Regions from separate parts of the Homo sapiens genome. Here region 2 is linked to region 1. Evidence: chromatin loops called from intact Hi-C (ENCODE). Cell type or tissue: mammary epithelial cell. All regions are shown on one strand.

What was found. Hi-C counts contacts between places; a loop is a spot of excess contacts. Peaks named below come from ENCODE experiments on the same cell type or tissue, not always from the same donor. Only the 100,000 strongest peaks of a DNase experiment are listed, where the experiment ranks them.
Region 2: it touches region 1 in a loop (9-fold over the local background); 2 of 110 quality-filtered maps call a loop at or near these places.

The regions. Positions count from the first base shown.
Region 1 is chr3:89,095,440-89,103,439 of GRCh38, forward strand. No RefSeq gene overlaps it. Among named protein-coding and RNA genes, the nearest start is that of EPHA3, 8.2 kb to the right of the region's middle. In mammary epithelial cell, a CTCF peak has its summit at 3,741 (motif pointing left); no DNase peak of the experiment used is centred here; H3K27me3 peaks cover 120 bases.
Region 2 is chr3:88,803,312-88,811,311 of GRCh38, forward strand. No RefSeq gene overlaps it. Among named protein-coding and RNA genes, the nearest start is that of EPHA3, 300 kb to the right of the region's middle. RefSeq lists an enhancer at 4,160-4,661. In mammary epithelial cell, no CTCF peak of the experiment used is centred here; DNase peaks (open chromatin) are centred at 4,600 and 6,810; H3K27ac peaks cover 2,208 bases.

The DNA of each region.
Region 1 (8,000 bases):
TCTGTCACATAAGATTATATTTACCCTACTTATCCAAGAGTTTATTGCTTTCTAGAGACTTCGTGATTGAGCAAAAATAGCCATTAGAATTTATTTTCAATGTTAGGATAATTTGGGGGATATTATTAATCTTCTACAACCATAATTTACTTCAGCCTTTTTCTTTTCCCATTTTAATTTTTTCTATTTATTTTATTGCAGTAGAACTTGGTGAAAGATGTTTCCAGATTTCCAAGTCCTAAAATTTCTTTGAAGAACTCCTCCAGAGTTGTAGGTCTTACTGAAACATCATTTACTGTTTTTTGTTTTGGACTGCAATGCTCCCTAAAGCATAGAGGCATACAAGGAAATAAAGACTCATTTTTCCAAGTTGGGAAACCTCTCTAATGTTCAGAAGCTGTCTGTTAAACAGGCTAAGTTCTGTTTTTAGCCCTACTACAAATATTTCCTTCAACCAAAGCCCTGTTGATTCATAAGTTACTGAATAACTGAATATAAAATTGTTGATGAAGGGGCTAGTTTGCTTTTTTACCTCACAAATAATGCATTACTTTTTTTCTAAATTATTTCCTATAATCTTTAAGACTGATGAAATGCAATTGGCTGTAAAAGGGTATTCAGATAATTTTAAATTGATGAGCAGAACAAATTAAACTCATAAAAGACTATATAATAGATACGAGCTGACCCATGAATGGGTAGAGCCACATAAAGAGAGCTGTGTGGCACTATCTTTCCCTGTTATGTGCTTGTCCTGAGGACACATAAGGACTTTAAGTCTCACAGCTACACACAAGACTCTCTCTATAAATCAGATATTATATGTGTTTCCCTGCACACTGAGTTATTTTCTTTATTTAAAAAACTATTGCTACTCTGTTGAATATTTATGCTCCTAAAATGAATACCACTTACATGTGGCACAATTAATTAAAAATAGAAATGAAAACTTGTGGAGATTAAGCAGTTTATTTAGTAAAGACTTTATTTTTCAGAGCAGTTTGAGGTGTACAACAAAATTAAGAGGAAAATACAGAGATTTCCCATATACCTCCTGCCCTCACACACGCATAGCCTCCTGCATTATCAGCACCTCCCAACAGAGTGGTACACTTGTTACAACTGATGAACCTACATCCACACATCACTTCACCCAAAGTCCATAGTTTACAATAGGGTATATTCTATGGGTTTGGACACATTTATAGTGATACACAGCTATCATTATAATATCATGCAGTATTTTCTCTGCCCTCAAAAACCTCTGTAGTCCCTTTATTCACTCCTTCCCCATTAAATAGCTTTTGTGAAGGAAGTCAAAAAATTGAAATTTGTCTGCATATAATGATTATTTCTGGAGCCATTTAAAATGTTCATATAAAACCATTAACTCCTTTATTATTTATGCAAGCATGTGGCCTAGGCTCTCTGTCTGTGTGATTTGATTTGCTGGAAGCTTAGTAGTATAAGAATGTCCTCCTTCTTGTTCTGGGAAAAAAAATCCACAAAATAAAATATTGCTTTTTAAGGATTTTAAATTTCAAAAACTAAAACTAAAGAGATGTAATAATCTTACACATTGAAAATAATTTACATTATTTTGTTCAATTGTAATTTTGTTTCGCTTTCTTCACTCTTTAAATTTCTTTATATAAAATCAATTTATTATGAATGATAAATAAGTTAACATAAAGTTTGTTAAATAAATTAAAACAACAAACAGAAATATTTTGTCATTTATTTATTGATTACCCTGAGGATAATTTTTGACTATTTCTCTCTAGGGTCAATAGTTTATGTAAACAGTCCCTTAACATTGTTTGGTCAACCAGTTGTCTATGTTTTAAAGGAGAGTATATGATTTCTGCTTTAATCTTTCATCAAAATGCAAGAAATGTATTAATTTATTGAAATATAATTGAATAATTATTATTAACACATTACTATGTGATTAACTTATTTTGCTAAATTTTCTGGGCTATGTTAAACTGTTTGAAAGGGAAAATTAAAGAAGTAAGTGAATAGGTAGGGTGTTGAAATCTGGTGTAAAATTAAACCAAAAGAAGACAAAACATAACTATAAAAAATAAAACTTTATTATCATAAATAATAATTACATTTTCACTCATTCACCCAATATTGATTATAGACCTACTATGTGCCAGACACAGTTCTAGATGCTGGGAATACAACAGTGAGCAAAGCAGACCACAATCACTGCTCCCCTGGCACTTAATTCCAGAGTGTTTGGATGAAGACATTCTTTGGCAGGATCAGAATTTGGTCACAGGTGGTCTGTAAGGCTACTTAGCATTCATGAGTTATCCTTATATTTCTAACAAAATAGTATTCTGCACTTCACTGCTCTCATCATAATACAACATTGTTTTTCTTATGTTTGGCATATTACTCCATAAATGAAGGATAACCAGCAACCCATGACATATAATGCTGACTTACAATATTGTTAAACAATAACATTGTTAGATACTGTAGAAGTTATGCTTCTGATGAACATTAAAAATAGATGACTGCAAGTTTTTATAGTAGATACAGAATATAGATTTATTTTTTCTACATTAGGCATGTTCTTCTCCAAAGAAGATCATCCTTACAAAGATTTTATATATATATATATATATATATATTTATTATTATTATTAAAGTTCTAGGGTACATGTGCACAACGTGCAGGTTTGTTACATATATATACATGTGACATGTTGGTGTGCTGCACCCATTAACTCGTCATTTACATTAGGTATATCTCCTAATGCTATCCCTCCCCCCTCCCCCACCCTACAACAGGCCCCGGTGTGTGATGTTCCCCTTCCTGTGTCCAAGTGTTCTCATATTACAAAGATTTTTTATGCACTATTCAAACAGTGCATCATGTCTCTTCTGAAAATCACACTAGGGTACATCACTTTTACTGAAGGGAGCAAGACACATTCCACAGGAATGTCAGGTATGCTGCTGCCCAAAAAGGTTTAGGACATTTGGTCTATCCATTTTTCTCTTGATCTTCCTTGAAGCTTATACCTTTAAATAAAAGTGCTAAAAATAATTCAGTTTTTTCTATAGTTGTTGCTTTCCACAATACCTTTGTGAAGGCGAGCCCCTGTCTTCCCTCTGCCCCAGACACTAAAGGGACTTCTTAAGACAACTATTCATTGTAGTGATCCTGTTTTTTAAATGTCAATTTTATCATATTTCCTTACCTTTTACTGCAAATTTTACAGAGACACTTTTTTTTTTTTTTTTAGGAAATATCTGGAATATACGTTAAATCTTACACTCCTGCCATTCTCATGAACATTTTCATGGGGAAATTAAATGAGGAAACACTGCATATAAAGAAGAAAGATTTAAAAATAAAGAAAATGTGCCACTTATCTAAACACTCTTTAGTGTGGAAATGGGTAGATTTATCTGAACAGGAAATCAAATGTGACAATGTGACACCTTTTCTTGATTCCTCAGGGCTATAATGAACTAATCATACAGTCCAGATAAGGTAAATACGAGGTGATGTAATTAGTTAAAACTCACAGATGTACACATGCATTCATACCCTTCTTAATTACTACTAATCAGGAAATTAATTAAACTGAACCTAAAAATAAAATTGTGCTTATTCCTGTGAAGGCCTCTATGTCAATGAACCGCCTCAATAAACAGATCTAAATACCCTAATCTTCAGCCGCAGAGGCTGCTGCCTCTTTAGAGCCCTCTAGTGGAGAGCACGGCTTATAGCAGTGCCCTATGCCGGCGACTTGACAATAAAAAAATCTTTCATGAAATCGAGGGAAGTGAGGACTGGTATGTGACTCTATTCCTTCATTTGTTTAGATGTGATGATACCACCCAACAGACAGACTTCCTGCATGTGGACTTGTAAATGTATTCCACCTTTTTTACTCTAAGGTGAATTGAAAAACATCCAAGTTTTCAGTTGAGGCTTTACTTGTACATATGTTTCAAAAAAAATTACTGAATATTTGAGATGCTTAATTAAATCATAGGAATTGCAAAATAAATGCATCTTAAATAAGAATATAAAACGAAAATTTTGAATCCCTTCATTGCCATGATTAAAAATTGAATGAGGGCATACTCATTTTTCTAGAAAACTGTATCACTGTATTTGTAATTATTTTTAAGTATTTTAGGTGCAATCTCCCTTACTTTGATTTATTTTTCAAACTGAGTTAATTCTGAGTTTCAATCATCTTTGTAAAACCTGTAATTTTGTGTGTAAATAAACCATATTTGGATAGTAAAAACCCAGAGTTAGAAACGGAAATAGCTTCCATTTAACTTGGGAAATATTGCATGGATAAAGATGATTGACATTAAGATGTGGACTACCTGCCACACTTTAAATTATTTATCATTATTTAACCACTGTATTGATGTGACATAATAGGGATCACTGACCCACAGCATAGTCTAGGAGACAAATTGGAAAAGCAGGTGAGGTTATTTGGACACTTGCGGAAACCAGAGCATCCGTGAAAAATCACAAATGTTTGACGCTGTTGAATATAAGGCCTCGATGACTTAATAAGGATTATTTTTCCAGTTCCCAACTGAATTGATGACTATGGTTAGACAAGTACATAATCTGTTAATTTTTCTGTATTGAGTCATTCTATTTTATGTTCAAGCTTGTGAGATAGTTCAGAAACAAAATTGAAGTCACGTGTTCTCAAAATTCTTCCACAGAGCATGTAATAATCCTTTATCACCTTTTGCTTTATGTAGAAAACTATTTTGGATGTCCTCTTACTTTGATCTGAGCCATAAACATAGCATCTGTTATGACATCCTTTTAAAAATTCCCTTCAATCAATAGGCCATATTGCCATTGCTTGTTTTACTGAACCACATAACAATACATTAAGGAATGAAAATGTCATTTGATATTTAAAATTAATTGATAAATAAAAGGACATTAGTTTTTCATCTTTAGATAAATTTCTTAATATTTGCAAACACAAATTCATTTTGTATTAAATCATGGGTTTAACAATGGTATTCTCATGTTTGTTAAGCTGTATATATCTTCTTGGATAGTTGAAATTTGGTCTTTTAATATATATCTCAAGAAATTATCATCCCACTATATTATCACCCATTTAACATATCTGAAACAAAATGAAATAGGTTATTTTACATTCTTGTGCTGAATAATGTTTTCACTTTTCTGGATTATGTTAGGTCATTTATTTTGTTGTTAAAGAACTTAAAATATTGGGAAGGAAATCCATACACTTGAAACAGTTAACTGACAATGCAGATCAGTAAATGATGAAATGCTTCTAAGAGTGATTTAGATAAAGGTGAAATAAGAGTCTACAGAAAAGATGGTGTAGTCTTGACTACATAAAGCCATAAAGATAGCATCTGTTATGACATCCTTAAAGAAGAAAGAGATTTAGAGTAATGTAGTGTTATCTAAATAGTTGACTGGAGCAGTAGGTTAGTTTTGAAGTTTACTGGGAGATGAGTTTGAATAGACTGAGCCATGTATTCCCACTTTTTTTTTTTTTTACCATATCTGACTTTTTAATATTGTAATGTCTCTATTTGAATATATTATACATATTTACACTAATTTTCCAAATCAACCAATGTATTTTAGAACTTTGCTGCAAAGTGTCATCACTTGCAGCAGACATCATCACCTCGGAGCTTGTTGGAAATGCAGAATCTCAGGTCCCGCTCAAGATTTCCTAAATAAAATTCTGCATTTTAACATGCCCTGCTCTAAGAAAATACTATTGGATAGTGTATGGTCTTTCTTGTTGATGGGTACAATATTCCATATGTATGTGTATGATGAATATACATATGTATGTATATTCATAATTATTTCTCAAAAATGGGTTTTAAAAGGACTACTATATAAGTCCTGTCTCATCCAAAACATTCCCTTCACTCCTCCACCATCTCAAGCCCCATATGCTCTTGCTCAGAGTTTGCTCAGAGCCTTGGGATGTTTTCCTTAGATGTTAAGATGAACTCTTGGCTTGTTTTGACTGTCTTTTGGCAAGAGAAACAGAAGAGTAGGAAGTAGTGATAGTAGTAAAATTTGTTTTAAAAATGGAAAAATGTTTCAGAAGTAATTATAAAATTGAATGTAAGAGTATGTTTTAAATAGCATTGGTTTATCCTAACCAGCAAATCACATTTATAAGTCTTTTTTTGCTTTTTTGGACAGCTTTATAACAATTGGATTAAATCTTTCTAATTTATAATCAGCATTTTTCAATTAATTCGGGCATGCTAATTTTTATATTGATTGCATAAACTTGCATGTTTACAACATATTAATTCAGTGGATATCAGTTAAAATACAGTAAATTAATTTGTGCCATCTGCTGTGACTATTTTCAAAGCCAAAATTTAGTAATTGTCCTGAAAAATCACTGTCCTTCAAGAAGCTTTCTTAGATTCTGAGATTATTCCATTCTTCTAATCACCTTCAAATACTTAGGCACCAAAGATTTCCTGTAGGGTTTCCCATAAGTATTTTTTCTATTTTTTTAATAATTTTTTTTATACTTTCTCTATTGTTTCCTTTGACCCTGTGAACATAATGATGTCACTAATGTTTGACTCTTTCTCTAACTGTAAAATGATAGGTTCTAAAAAATTTTGCAGCTGTAAACATAATTTTCTGGGAGAGAATTCCCAATCTTGTCATCTTTCCACTCACTGGAAAGACTGTTTTTAGTTTTGACCAAACTTTACATCTGTTTCGGTTGACTGTCCCCTTCTGGAAATTTTCATCTCTACTGTCCTCTCTGACTCATTCTCTTTACCTTGTTTTACAATATTTACTCCTATTCAGTTAATTGAGATAATTATTCAGTTTCCTTCTGCCTTTTGGATACTCTGTTTAATCTAAATCGAGGTTGGTTGCGATGGCTCATGCCTGGAATCCCAGCACTTTGGGAGGCCGAGGGGAGTGGATTGCTTGAGCTCAAGAGTTTGAGACCAGCTTGGACAAAATAGCAAAACCCCACCTCTACAAAAAAACATGAAAGTTAGCTGGGCATGCTGGCACACTCCTGTAGTCCCAGCTACTGGGGAGGCTGAGGTAGAGGGAACACTTGAGCCCAGGAGGTAGAGGCTGCAGTGAGCCAAGATTATGCCACTGCGCTCAGTCCTAGGTGACTGGGTGAGAATGTCTCAAAATAATAATAATAATCTGAATTGTACACTGGGTTCTCTTTTTCCCTCATTGTTCATAGTCTTTCTGGGCAATTACATTTACTCTCATGGATTAAACTACTTTCATTTACCAATAATTTCCTAACTTGCAGTTTATGCCCTTCTGGGTTTCTTATTTTCTATTAAACTACTGGCTTTATTGATTGCACTTAGATCTCACCAGGTTGTAAATAAAAAATTGATATTTTCCCCCCTTTTCTCTACCTCCCAAATTTGAACCACCATATTTCTTGTCAATTAATTGCATCACTAATCAGCTAAGCACAGCAGAAGGAAACATGTCAGCCTCTTCTATTTTATAATACTCTCATTGGATCTCACTTACCTCTTTTCCGGGCTTCTCATCTCTTCTAAGCTTACCTTCTTGAAAGCACAGAATATGTACTATTTCTATATCCTCACTTACCATTTACTTCTTTATCTTAATTGAACTTGTGGTCCCATTACTATACCAAAAGTATCACGAAAGTCATCAAAATCTTCCCTGTAGAAAGAGGCATTCATGTTTGAAGGAAACTTACACGAGTGTCAAAATGAGCACAAAGCAAAACCAAGCCTGGGAATTAACATAAACAATATAGGATATTGAAATAGTAGACTCTCCAGATTAAGATACATCAAACATTAAGTAAAGAGTTTTTATAACCTGAGCACCATTCTGGATAGATGTGAAAAAGAGGGATGTCAACAGAGAAGAACAATAAATTTAGCTGCTATGGGAGTGGGAAGGATAGAGGTAAGGGCACCAGGTTCAGAGA
Region 2 (8,000 bases), 290 kb before region 1:
TAATTCTTACCTTCTTTTAATCATTCATTATTTATTCAAGCACTACTGCATGTCTTAAGCCTATGACTAGTGTAAAGGATATAATAATGAGCAAAAGAGAGTCTCAAACTTCATGTGCTTTTATCCCAGCATGTCACCATGAAGCGATTACTCTGAATTATAAACAAGTTCTCTGAAAAAAATTGCTGATGCTGTCATGCTGCCACAATAGTAATATCTAACCTAGTTTTGTGTGGGTCAGGGGAAGATCCTATGAGTATGTGATGTTGAAGTCTGAGGATGAGTTAGTGCTCTGAAGGTCTGTGTATGCATATTGGGTGAATGTGTATTAGTGCACAAGTGTGCATATTTGTGTGGGTGCATATGTTTATGTCATGGGTGATGGTTTAGCTTTTACCCGATGAACTATTTATAGAGTTTTAAACAGAGATAAAAATTAATCAAATATTTAGAGTTAGAAGAGAGTTTTGGACTGAATGTCCACGTTAGAAATCTTTGGTTGACATATGAGGAAGGAAGCTTTGTATGTTGATGAGATGCCTGAGCAGAGTGTTAGAAATGATAAGAGGTATCAATTCTAACTTCAGAATCTCTCAAAATAACCATTTCCACATTTAAATGTATTATAGATATGTATAGACATATCTCAGTACCTCCTCTTAAATTTTAAGACCCTGTGACTGAATTAACATAACAAGTCTAATGGGGATTACTAGGTTTTATTTGAACAAAAGAAAAGCTCTATTTCTGCTGAGGTTGAGTGAAGGTAGGATGATAAAAATCTGGAACTATGTCCCAGGTTGCATTACCTGGAAAACAGACTTTGAGCAGAAATTTGTGTTTAGAAAGTTTACTGGGAAGCTCTCAAAATCAGCAATTAAAAGGGGGAAAAAGAATGAGAATCAGGCAGAGGGAGGATAGGGTTTGGATGAGTCCCAAAGCCCTCAGTTGATCCTGTGGAGCTCTGGAACTTGGTGGCTCCACAGAAATCACCCCTGGAAGGGTAGGGAGGCAGGGATTTTCTCAGATGCTGGCTGCCCCCAAGGAAAGAATTTGTCCTTGGGAAGGTGGATCTTCTCAGGTGGGCACAACTCCTAGAAAGAGACACAGCTGCCAAGATCAAGGGGAAAAATAATATTTCAAGCCTAAAAGGAGAATCTAGTGCAAAAGATTATTAAGCTTGTCTAGCTAAGTATCACAGAAAAAATACATCAGAGAGATTAAAAAGTGAGTGCTAGACATGGTTTTGGGGGCTCTAAATCCAGCTATTTCTGAATTATTACCTTTTGGGTTTTTCATATTATCAATTATAAAGATCTCCCATCTACTTCTTTCATTGTGATTTTTCAATAAGTTTTGCTGTCAGCAGTTAATACACTGTTTTTTAAATTATTATTCACTCTTTTCAGGGATACAGAAGAAAACCAAGTTGATGAAGAGAAATATCAGAAAGCTTGTCTTCTGAAATCTTCTGAGAAAGATATAAGAAATTATAAGCATAATGACTACAGCAGGATTGTAAAACTGAGGACTGTCTTTCACAGGTGAGTGTTGTTAGATTTTTTACTTTTAATGAGGGAATTAGGATGGACAATAAACTTTCTGAGAATGGGATGAATTTAGGATGAGGCCTTCATTTGACCTTAATGGCAAAGTTTTCCCATGCGTGTACTAAAAAATGCTGCTTCTTCAGGTCTGGAAAAAGACACTCAAATGATTTGGACATCCAAGCATTACTTTAAAAAAAATCTTTCTTTGAAAATAGTGCATCTCAGAAAGAAGGATGGGAACTCAATATTTGGAACCCTGTCTCCACTGTGTGCATGCTTTGTCAGCAAAGTGAGTTTAGATCTTAGCTTAGTTATTTTTAATTGCTAGTAATTATCCAAAACAAGAAAGCTACATTGGCAAATATGGTATTTCCTCTACTATGCCTTTGAAAAAAAACACAATTAAAGTAAAAATATGGCCTAATTGCCAGAAATCAATGTTAAGAAGTAAATTTCCCTTATAAATTCTCCTCAGTGATGCTTGGCAAAAGCATTATGTAATGTCACATTCTTACTTCAGAGGTAATATTTCAGTTCAATTAGTTTCTCATCCAATTGATATTACCTATTTCAGAAAGCCATTAAAACCAAAAAAAGGAAAAATTTGGGACCTGGATAAAGAAGTAGATTATTCTCAGGAAGTGTCATTTGCATTATTATTTACAGCATTATTTACACTTAGGCTGCTGATCAGTAGTGACCCTCACTTTGACGTGATGCAAATGTCAGCAGTATTGAAGAGAAGAAAAAAACAGCTAAATATATTAAAGAGAACAATATGGATTGTGCTACTTTAGCATGCTCAGATCTGAAGGGTTGTCAAGCGTGCAACTAGGTAGTGTGCCTAATTTTGAATTTAGTTAATCAATTTAGGCTTTTGTTCTAGGCATGAAATTGGGGTACAGTTGGGGAGCTGCATGTTTTAAAGGTGAAGTTCAAGTTTGCTTTCCTAGCCAGATAATTTAGTTAGGTAAATATCTGGTTAAAAACAAAAACAGAGAAAACAAAACAAAACAAAAAGAAAAGAAAACAAAAACAAAACAAAAGAAAGAAAGGAAAAGAGAAAAGAACAGAAAAGTGGTAGATTAAGAAAATAACAGTTACATAGCAGATACTGTGGGCAAGAAATTGAGCTAAGGGCTTTGGAAATAAAGAGCAATAATTCAACTCATTTCACGCTCTTAACAGTTCTATGAAATGAATGTCATTATTATCACCAAATTAAAATGAGATATTTCTGGCATAGAGAGGGCTATGTACCAGGAAGAGCAAGGGTTCAAATCTAATGCAATCTGTATTGAACCCCACACAGAGTTTAGGATTCTAATCACTACATTTTTGAAAGGTAAGTCTAGTTCTCTTAAATCAAAATGTAAATACTATGGTCCCATTTCTATCTCACTTCCCAACCCAAACTAGACATTAATCTAGTTATACTATAGTAATATTTTTATAGCTACATATAGAAAGACTATAGTTATATTCCAACTTATCAACTAATTCATAAAATTACACAGAGAATATCTTCTCTGTAGTGGCTTTTCTCAATTTAAAGCTCAGAAATTTAGAAAATATTTTTTCACATCTCTTAAATATATATGATAAAATCATTTCTATAAATATTTTGGTCAACTTTTGGCCAAATATAGAGTTCTTAATATAGAGAGTTAAATGACTCCTATAAATTCAATGGAAAAGAAAAGTAATTCAATACCTAGAAAAAATGGACTATTTAGAATATGAAATGATTTATTTCAAATAACCATAATTTAAACTCTGAAAAAAGTATTTTCCATCAGATAGACATAAGTTTTGCTGTAGAGTGAGAGTCGTAGCCAAATGATGTATTTGAAGATCATGTGATGCTATTTCATTCATATAGTCATTTTGCCCTTTTCTTAAGATGTTCTAATTATTTAAGACAATCCAATTTCTTATTTTGTCATTTGGTTCCTTTTTCCTCAAAGTTTTTGGTGAGAAGCAGTCTGAAATCACAGCTAATGCAAGGACCCATGCTGAGCACAACCACCTTCCTGCTGCTGAGAGTGGATCACAGGGCTACCAGTAGAGAACTTGGTTTGTCTCACTCTGCAAAGGTTTTCTTCTTCCAAGTTTAATGTCTCAAATCTCAAATCATCTGCTAATAGTAATGTGGTACATATGTAGAGTCCTTTATATTTATTATATTTTAAAGATATTTTTCTTTATTTGCATCCAACTTCGAAACATAGTCACTAATTCCAAGTCAAAGCAATGTTATTTTACTAATTACATCTTTACATGTTATATCTCATTTTTAGTAATTCCTTAATTTTAATTTATAACTTTATGAAACTTTGCATTTAGATCAATATATCATTTTAAAGTAATATAATTTTCCCCATTTATAAAATAACTTTATTGGCCTTGTTGTCTTCCCAGTCTCTCTTTTTATGTATTCTTGACATAAAGACTTATTGTTTTTATTCTGATCAATCAATTACTATTTTTTTCAATAATGCTTCTTATAAAGCTCAGTGACAATATACATGTCATACCTGCTCTCCTTCTCTTAAATACATAAAACCACAGTGCCAGAAAAGCATTATTCAAGTTAGTTAAAAGATTTGGTGAAAAATGGTAATAACAAATTCTAGAACTTTTTAAAAATTCACCTCCACCCACCCTCAACCTGAAAAATCCAAATTTTTCTTATATGTTAATAGTGTATAGAGAAGAGATTGACCCTGCCCCCTGCCCCACCTCCACCTCTGCCTCCCACCAATATCCGTGTTAGGAAAGCTTGGGAACTCCACATCTGGAAGTTCAGGCCCAGAGATAATCATCTCATCACTTTGCCAGCAGGAGCTCTTTCTCTCTGTCTCTCTCAATCTCTTTCTCACTGGCTCTACAAGCTTAGTTTTAAAGAAGTAGCTTAAGCCTTTGACATAAATTTCCCAGTATGAAGGGTATTGTCTGAAACTTATACAAGTGGAGACAATGTAAATTCTAAAGTGTCTAAAATACTTTTTAGTGTAATGTTCTGCAAGAATGTGACTCAATAAGGCATTCAGCAGTGACTCATTTTGCAGACATGAGGACTCGTCTTGCATCTTGGTTTAACTTGTCAATATCTGATATTCTTAATAGTTTGCCTGAAGCAACTAGCAAACTCTGGGCTTAAAGGGCAATTGCAGATAATATTTAACTTTTAACTCTATTCCGGAGTTTAACTGTCATTTACATGATTACTTAGAGTGACATTCCTGAACAGTGAGCTCTCAGGATAATTAAAATTTAATTTTCTTTAGGGATAGAATACAGGAGATTATGTTCAGCTTATTAGAGCTGACCCTTTACTCCTAGACAATTTTCCAGTTTAATTTGGCTTATGTAGTACATAATTTATGTGGCCCTGGTTATTATGTACTGTACTTTTATTCTAACAGATGCTGCTTTAAATGCCCAAATTAAAAGTTCTCAATTCCTTTACTATTGTAGAAAGTAGCATTCTGCACGGGAAATAAAGGGGAAGAAAAAAATCAAGTGAGAATAGACTGTATTTTTAGACAAAAAAAAAGAAGTTCAGAAAAAAATAGCAATTATAAAATCATAAAATATTTGCAAATTTACCTTGAGATCTTATATTGAATTTTGCCTTTATTATTATTTCTGGAACACAAAAGAGTGCCTTAATTAACAAAAGTTTTTTAAAGTTTTAAAAAAATCATATTGCTAGTGTAAAAACGTATTGTCTGAAACTATAATATTCAGTATGGTATAACTGGCCACATATGACTATCTAAATTTTAAAGATTAATGAATTAAAATTAAATAAAATTTAGAATTCAGTTTTTAGTTGCATTGGCTGCATTTTAAGTGCTTAATAGCCATGTTTATCATATTGAACAGCACAGATGAGAACATTTCCATCATCTACTGATTGGACAGCGCTGGCTTCAAATAATACTTCTGGTAAACCTAATCGTTTCTCTTACATATGTTGGTGCTTTCTCCTTAAGTATAGTTGCTTACTACTAGGTCTACTGTTGCTTACTACTGGTTCTACTGTTTGAGGGCCTGAAAGTGACACCTTACCTTGTATGTTGAGGTGATCCAGTAACAATGTTGCAAAATTAACAGCAAGCCTGATGTCAAGCTGTCTGAAATTTCCTGATCACCACTGAAGAAAATGCCTAAAATCAGGGTAAGACTGAGGATCAGAATGTTTTTCTGGTGAGTTGAGGATCTATTATGAAGACTGGAGCGCTTGGAAGAAAACGAGAAAAAGGCATATTCTATGTGGTCAAAGGATTAAGTTCTACCTAGGCCCATCCTTGGCAAAATTCAAGAGTCCTTTGAAAATTTGGGGTGATTGAAATGTGTAAGGTGGAGAGGGAGCTCCCTAGATCCGCTGCCTCATCTGTGCTTCCAAATCTTCTGGATGTTCCAACATTTGAAATAAAGAGGATTTGACTGTGTAAAGATTTTGGGATGTTGAGACTAAGAAAGTTAGAATATAATAGTGCAGGGAGAAATCGATTTGGGCCTTTCTTCTCCTTAGGAGAACAAAAACTAGAGATAATGGGTACAATTATGAGACTATTTTACAATATCCAGGGAAATCTCAGTCCTTTTGGAGTGCTATATTTTCACAGAATGGAAAAAAAAATCTTGTGGAATATATTTTCTATTGTCTTTTCAGCATATTTTAGAGATTTTTTTCAAGTTTAAAATGAATTAAATTAAAAAACATATATTTTTAAAAAGAAAAATACATTAAGATGAATAAAGTTTAAAAATCACAATATTGAACATTCATATTCAAATTTTTCTCTATTTTTCTTCTTTTGAATAGGACTCTCAAATTAAAAATGTGACAATGTAAAACTGTAGCATCAGTGTCTAAGTCACCTCCTGAAAGGCAATAGGCCTGGAGATAGCAATATTAGGTATTTACCATTCCTTAACACTGTCACTTTTTAGCAGGGTGTTTCATATATGGTCAGTGGATGATAAATAGGGAAAGCCTCCAGTTTTTGATATGGGGAATAAAGAGGGAACTAAAAAAGCTTTGAAAACTTCTAGGGAGCCTGTTTATCAGAAGAAAAGCACCAGGAGCCACGAACATTAATTTCTGATATGAAGTCCTTTACTGACTAGCTGCATGAGTTAGGATAAATTTCTCTACATGTTGGGAGTTGTTTCCTCAAATGTAAAATGAACAGTTTAGAACAGTAGTTTCCTAACGTTCTCTGACTATTGCATTCCTAAAAGTAAAATGAACAAGGGGAAAATCCCAGCTAGTAAAACACATAAGACTTTCACTGTAGAATGGCACAGCATTTCAACTTAGCAAAACGGTATTTTATGTTGTGTTGATACAGGAATGAAACTTTGGAAAAGTTCCATCAATGTAGACTGATTACATATATTAAAGCTATGAGTATGTAATAAACTATGTTTGTCCAGAAAAAAGGGAACAATTTACATCATGTGGCACAGAAGTCTGTCTCTGGCAAGATAATAAACTTCTCTGTTTCTGCTATCTAATAAAAATAGGGGGACTGAGAATTTAAGTAAATAAAGCTGAAATTAAGCAAATGCCCGTCCAGAGGCAGAAGGAGATTAAGGGCTCTTTTTCATCAATATTTAATTTACTAAGACACTCTTTAGTTAAGTAACTTTCTTATACCACTTGACAGCTTGGTTCACCCTACAGTGAGCCAAGGCGATTCCTAAAATAACCACACTTATGCTACAGCATCTCATCAAGGTTTTGCCAACATGTTTTGTGTGACGTGGGAAAAGATATAGCCCTCTGTGCAAATCGTGAACCTAAATAAAGACAAAAACGTTCTTGACTTCAAAGTTCAAGCTGTGTGCATGACTCAGCCTGGTAGTGTCACAGCTTGTCAGCACTGCAACTTTTTCATTACATGTATTTCTTTGGGCTCTGTTTTAGGAAGATATTCAATTTAAGCAAAAGAAAGTTGGAGTCCCTTCTAATCATAAAACCTAACATTGAAAATAGCCTTCAGACCCAGAATTGCAAACACCGAGACACAACATAATTATCTGTCTTCCTTACTCTGACTGTTAGACTCAGCTGCCTCCAAAGAAAATGGAAATGATATGGTCCTGGAGGGAAAACAAAGCAAAGTCAATCATTTATCTTCCCAAATTTTCAGGACTATCCTAATTTGTATACACTTTGCATTTCTCTTGCACAGGCTGTTGTTAACCTACCTTGATATCTTACATACCTGATGAGGTGACTGAGCCTGATGCCTCTTCTCCTTGATCCTGAGACTATTTCTTCTCCTTAGGAGCATCTCATTTATTTTACCAAGGAAAAGTTAAATTTAGCAAACGGACCCTTTCACAGTTGAGAGTTCTTGCTGATCTGAGAGCCTGTCAAGGTGATTCTATGCCAACTTGGACCTGTGTGCAGTCGAAGCTTCCAGTCTT